Regions from separate parts of the Homo sapiens genome. Here region 2 is linked to region 1. Evidence: chromatin loops called from intact Hi-C (ENCODE). Cell type or tissue: mammary epithelial cell. All regions are shown on one strand. Links, peaks and the distances in the headings refer to the core of each region. The heading gives the core; the rest is flanking DNA.

Region 1 (2,928 bases), core at 258-2,757:
ATCACTTGAATGCACTCAGAGACAACATGAATAAATCTGAAATGCATTATGCAAAGTAAAGGAAGCAGACAAAAAGGACTTACATAATATATGATCATATTTTAAGAAATTCAAGAAAAGACAAAAGTATAATGACAGAAAGCAGATCAGTTGTTGCCTGAAACCAGGCGAGAGGAGGCTACTGTCTGCAAAGGGGTATAAAAGAACTTTTTGGGGTAATGGAAATGTTCTGCATCGTGGCTATAGTGGTGGTTAATGACTGTATACAATTATAAAAACTAGGTTGGAAAGAGAAAGGAGAAAAAAACAATAAGGACGTTATTCTAAAAATACGAACGAGGATAAGATACTAAATGTTGAAAAAAATTAAAGACCTAAATGCAAAGACATCCTGTACTCACGTATCAGTAGAAAAACTTGCACACAACATTCATAGCAGCATTATTCATAACAACCAAAAAGTGAAAACAACTCAAATGTCCATTCGTGAAAGGATAAATGAAACGTGATATGTCCATAAATAAAATATTATCTGGCAAGTTAAAAAGAGTGAAGCGTCGATACATACTACAGCATGGATGGATCTTGAAAACAATTTGTTATGTGAAAGAAGCCAGTTACAGAAGACCACATTTGATTCTATTTAGACAAAATGTCAGAATAGGCAAATCCATAGAGATACAAAGTAGACCAGCAGTTGCCAGGGGCTGGGGAAATGAAGAGTGACTGCTAATGAGTATGGGGCTTTCACTGGGGATGCTGAAAACATCCTACAATTACATAGTGGTGATGGCTGCACAACTCCGTGAAGATACTAAAACCTCTCAACTGTACACGTTAATGGGGAGAATTTTATGGTATATGAGTTCCATGTGAATAAAGCTGTTGTTTAAAAAAATATCATACCTGAACACTGATGTCTCAGAGGCCCACCTAGACTATGATTCAATCTGCTGTATTATACATGATTAGGTATTTGGAAGCAATAGATATGGTCTTACCTCTTCTAAATAAATATTATCAAGATCATATGGTGTTCTGACAGATTCTACCATCCAGCTCTCAGGTGTGTTCAAATTCAGAGTGAACAGTGGAGACTGAGGCATATCCAAAAATTTTGCGATTGGACCCTTAGCAAAACTATTGTCTGAAGTGAAAGAAATCTCTGGTTCTAAGACATAACGGTAAAAGCTGAAATTGAAAAGGAAAGTGTTAGATAATTTTCGATGTGACAACAGGACTTGAGTGCACAGCCCTTACACAGGTAACAACTGGTTAAAACAAATTAGATTTGGAGGAGTACCCTTCCAGATTGGGAAAAGTGTTTCCAAAACCATCTTTGACCTTATGATGCCTCCTTGTGGTTGCTGCAGATGCAAGAAAAGGCAAACAAGGACAGCACTGAGGAGGAGTGCTCAGTGGTGGCCTGTGGTGATGTCGTAGCAATGACCTTCTAGTAACAGGTACTCTAGCTCATACTCAGCAGCCACTATACTGTCCACCTGCAAGCCAAAATCCAATCACTTGAACGGAGGCCACTCGTTCACATGGATGGCTGTCAGGGTCACAGTTAGGTCCTGGGCATTTTCCTCCCTTCAAGGAGGACTCATTTTTCTCTTTAAAACCAATTCCTAAATACTGATTGGGCTCTCAGGCTAGTCCTGAAAACACTAATAATGTAAACATTTCCCCTATACGAGAATAATGGTGGAAGCTGGGAACCCTTTGGTTACTTTCAAATGCTGTTTCAATCCACTTAGAAGCTAACCTATAAAACACAGCACACTGGCAAGTTAGAAATTTCCCATAGCCACAACGCTAACTGCTTTCTGTATCACTTTTTTCATAAATGACCATTCCAAAGCTCATGACAATATATAGCTAAGCAAGCTTCCTCTAACATGTATATTCCAACTTGAAATGAATATTCTTCTTTTAAGATGAAAAGCACAAATGGGGCCAGGCGTGGTAGCTCACACCTGTAAACCCAGCACTTTGGGAAGTGAGGCAGACGGATCACTTGAGGTCAGGAGTTCGAGACCAGGCTGGTCAACATGGTGAAACCCCGTCTCTACTAAAAATACAAAAATTAGCTGGGCATGGTAGTGTGCACCTGTAATCCCAGCTACTAAGGAGGCTGAAGCAGGAGAATCCCTTGAACCCGGGAGGCAGAGGCTGCAGTGAGCCAAGATCATGCCACTGCACTCCAATCTGGGCGACAGAGCGAGACTCCATCTCGAAAAAAAGAAAGAAAAGGCACAAATGCAAGCAGCCTGGGTTAATGCCACCTAAATGCTACAAACACACTATGTTCTTAGAACTTCTGATTAGAATGAAATTTGGCAAAACTGAACATTTAGTAAATGACCATTTCAAACATGATGTCCACCTATAAATCCATCTGATCCTCTAACATGCAATATCAGAACTTGGATTCAGTACAATTTCTTCAACTGTTTTCTTACATAGCATGTTTTACCTTTTTAAAGGCATGTCAGAAAGTTTGGATTGGCAGTTCATAAATACTCTCAGATTCATGTTTATCAGCTGAGCCAAAACCTAGAAGGAAAACCAGATGACAAAATATTTAGGATTTTTTTCTTCAGAAATTTATTATTTGACACTGAGCTATTAATATCTCAAGAAAAGATATAAAGATAACAGCCACAGAGTCTGCACTGGCGAAACTTCTGGAAATCACAACTCTACTGCACAATCTACATCACACATACATAGGACGTGGCCAAAAGCAATGGGAAGTAGGCTGCTGCAGCTCACTGCTCCTCACACGAAGGCAGTTCCTGTGGGGAAGCAGCAGGCAGATCATGGAAAAACTACAGGCCTCAGAGTCACCGCTCACATGCCAAAGGATGAAAAAACAGAGATACCAATACTCACAAAAAAGGTTAGAGATTTATTCGGCAATGA
Region 2 (2,928 bases), core at 330-2,829, 1.2 Mb before region 1:
CTTTTCAAGGATACCAGGGATCCCCTTACGAATTTATTTCTCATAGTACTGGTCAAAAGTATGATTTCTGGACCCTCCCAGTATGGGTGGGTAGGTCTAAAATGACAAGTCCACTGTAGCATTCCAATCTCCCTAAGTCTCTGAATCCCTTCCTCTATGTTAAAACAAGGAAGCTCAGGCATCTCCAACTTGCTTATTGTGGGCCATCTTTTGATTCATGTTTCAGCCAACCAACCAACAAATCAGTGCCCTTTTTCTAACTCCCTAAGCTGCAACAGTAAATGCAGAATCTCTGCTTAGTCAGCCCATATCAATAAGTTTGTTTTGATCCAACTTTGTGTTTCTTTCACCATTATCTCACACTCTCAACATCCATTCCCACACAGCTTCCCAAATGTCTGCCTATATAATTAGAAAAATTTGTTAGTTCTTTGATTGAAAAATCAAATAGGTGAGTATAATGCATCTCCTCATCTTTATGAGCCTGTTGGGACTTTAGTTGAATTGTAAGTCTAGAAGCAAGGAGGGGTGGATTGTCTTTCATGGCAGCTGCCTCAGGGGAGGACATTGCAGTTTCCTCAGGCAATGCAGAGGTAACACCCTCAGATGGGATAGAGGCACGGCTACCCCTGTGCGAGGGAGAACTCTTTTCCTGGGGATTAGGAGGCCTTTTCCAGTGGCAAAGAAGCCTCATCAGAATTTAGGGGCTCAATATCTCCAGCTTCATCAGGGCCTTCCCTCATGTCCCCATTTCAACTTACAGAATCCCTTTTTAAATTTTGCTTTAAATATACATATAAAGACTGTTGCGCTCTGCTCAACGTGCAGAAGGGAAGTCACTTTTTTTTCCTCCTAGACATTAAATTGTACCGGTCTGTCCTCCCTGGGAAAAAGCAATTTGGTATTAGTAGAAAAGCCTTTTGATACCTAGTACTATGTTTTATTTTACCACCAATTAAGCCCTTACTCTTGAGGGCCATAATGTAATGGCATTCCCCTGCAATGTTTTTCATCTCTTTTATTCTTGGACCATGTCAAACTGGGAGAAATTATAATTGATATAATTATTCTATTCAGTGTTTGGAATGCAAATAGAGAAGGACAGATTTGTTTCTTCAGTAACAGCAATGTTTTGCAATAGAAGGCTGTGGTTACTTGATATATTAAAGAAGACACGAGGAGAATGAACAGCAGTGCTGTCACAAAGTGAAGGAAGACACAGCAAAGTGAGGGGGCCAAATGGGAGGTTCTAGGCCTGGAGCTTGCAGACGTTTTGGACAATGGGACATTCACTATCTACTTTCTCTGAACCTTCAGTGTCCCCAGAGTCTACCCTGGAGAATGCTCAACTTGGGCATGTTCTGCTACCTCTCAAAGCTGCTGCCTTGGCTGTTACACATGGTGTCTACTTTCTTCTTCATCCTATTCTAATTCAGCCCCCATTCATTCAGTTCAGTTTTTTCAAGACACTCCCAGATGACAGGTAACTACTGAGTTCATATGTTTCCCTCTTCCTTCAAGAAAGCCATAGCATTGTAGAAGGGAACTCTGTCTCCTCTGGCCTGTAGGTGGCAGTGGGCTGCAGCATATGATGGCAATAGGTTTTGAGGGTGCACCTGGAAAAGGGAGTGTGACTTATCAGGATTGTCTCTAGTGCTGGCTGTGATGAAAGCTGCAGGGACCATGTTACACATTTGCCATCTCTGATGCGGTCCAACCCTCTTGTGTAAAGCTGGGTGTATGGATGCCAGTCACGCCAGTACCTGTGGATCTGCAGACTGCATTGCCATTCAGGCCTCCCTACTGTTCCTGAAACACAGCAAGCATAAGCTCAGCCCGAGGCATTGCCCCTACAGATCCTCCTGCCTGTTCTTTGCTCAAATATTAGTTTCAGAGAGGCTTTCATGAAGACTTGATTAAAAATAACACTGCCTTCCTTGCATATTTCTTCTCCATGTTACTAATCATTAACTAATCAATCTACTATTGACTTAGTGATGGTAATGAACTGTCTTCCTACCCAGCACACAGATCCTTGAGGTCAGTGGTATTTGTATCACATTTTCTCTGCTCTCTTCCCCGTGCTGGAAGATTGCCTGACACAGAGTCACCTCTCACTAAATAGCTGTTAAATAAAATAATAAATTGACTATTACACTTGCTTTTTGATGAACTTTCTCCTTTTATATTTTCCTTATTTTTTGCTATATTTCTGTTTTCCTTCTGCTACTTTCTTTGGGCTTTCTGACTTGGGCTTTATCTTCATCTGTTATATTAGGCATATTAATTGAATTTTCAAAACATTCTTTATCCATACTCATGAGGAGTCCTGGTAGGGTATTTTGTAGAATGCCCTCTGTTGGATTTTGTCTGCTGCTTTTCTCAAATCAGACTGGATTTGTATATGTATGTACATATTTATGGAAAGAAGACCAGAGAGGTACATCATATCAAGACTCCATTATTCCAACATGACCTATATCTATTACTGTTGATGTTGACCTTGACCACCTGGCTGAGAGTGTTTGTGAGGTTTCTCTACTCTAAAGTTACTCTTATTTTCCCCTTTTCCGTATTTCCATATTCCTTTGACAGGAAGCCACTACGAACAGCCCACATACTTTAGGGGAATATCTACATACAATTTTTGAAATTATTCTGCACAAGAGATTGGACTCTGCCCATACTTATTCAATAATTTCTTTATATGAGCATGGACTCATGGCTATTTATTTTATATTTTAAGCTAAAAATTTTATACTGCATTATTTATTGTGCTACTCTAATTGTTCCAGCTTTGACCACTGGGAACTCTTTCAGTTGGTTTCTGTGCTCCGTTGATATACTGTATCTGTGTGGGTTTATATGTTTTTGAGAACTTCTGGCATTACAAGATGCTCCAGACCCATATTGCATATTCCTGTATTG

What was found. Peaks named below come from ENCODE experiments on the same cell type or tissue, not always from the same donor. Only the 100,000 strongest peaks of a DNase experiment are listed, where the experiment ranks them.
Region 2: a loop joins it to region 1, with 26 times the contacts of the local background. A loop is called at or near these places in 3 of 110 quality-filtered maps.

What each region holds. Positions count from the first base shown.
Region 1 is chr2:128,170,836-128,173,763 of GRCh38, reverse strand. It overlaps UGGT1 (UDP-glucose glycoprotein glucosyltransferase 1), which reads right to left. Exons shown (of 41, transcript NM_020120.4): 28 at 2,480-2,559; 29 at 1,002-1,191. Among named protein-coding and RNA genes, the nearest start is that of UGGT1, 81 kb to the right of the region's middle. In mammary epithelial cell, for the core only: a CTCF peak has its summit at 1,371 (motif pointing left); no DNase peak of the experiment used is centred there.
Region 2 is chr2:129,396,044-129,398,971 of GRCh38, reverse strand. No RefSeq gene overlaps it. Among named protein-coding and RNA genes, the nearest start is that of LINC01854, 120 kb to the right of the region's middle. In mammary epithelial cell, for the core only: a CTCF peak has its summit at 1,570 (motif pointing right); no DNase peak of the experiment used is centred there.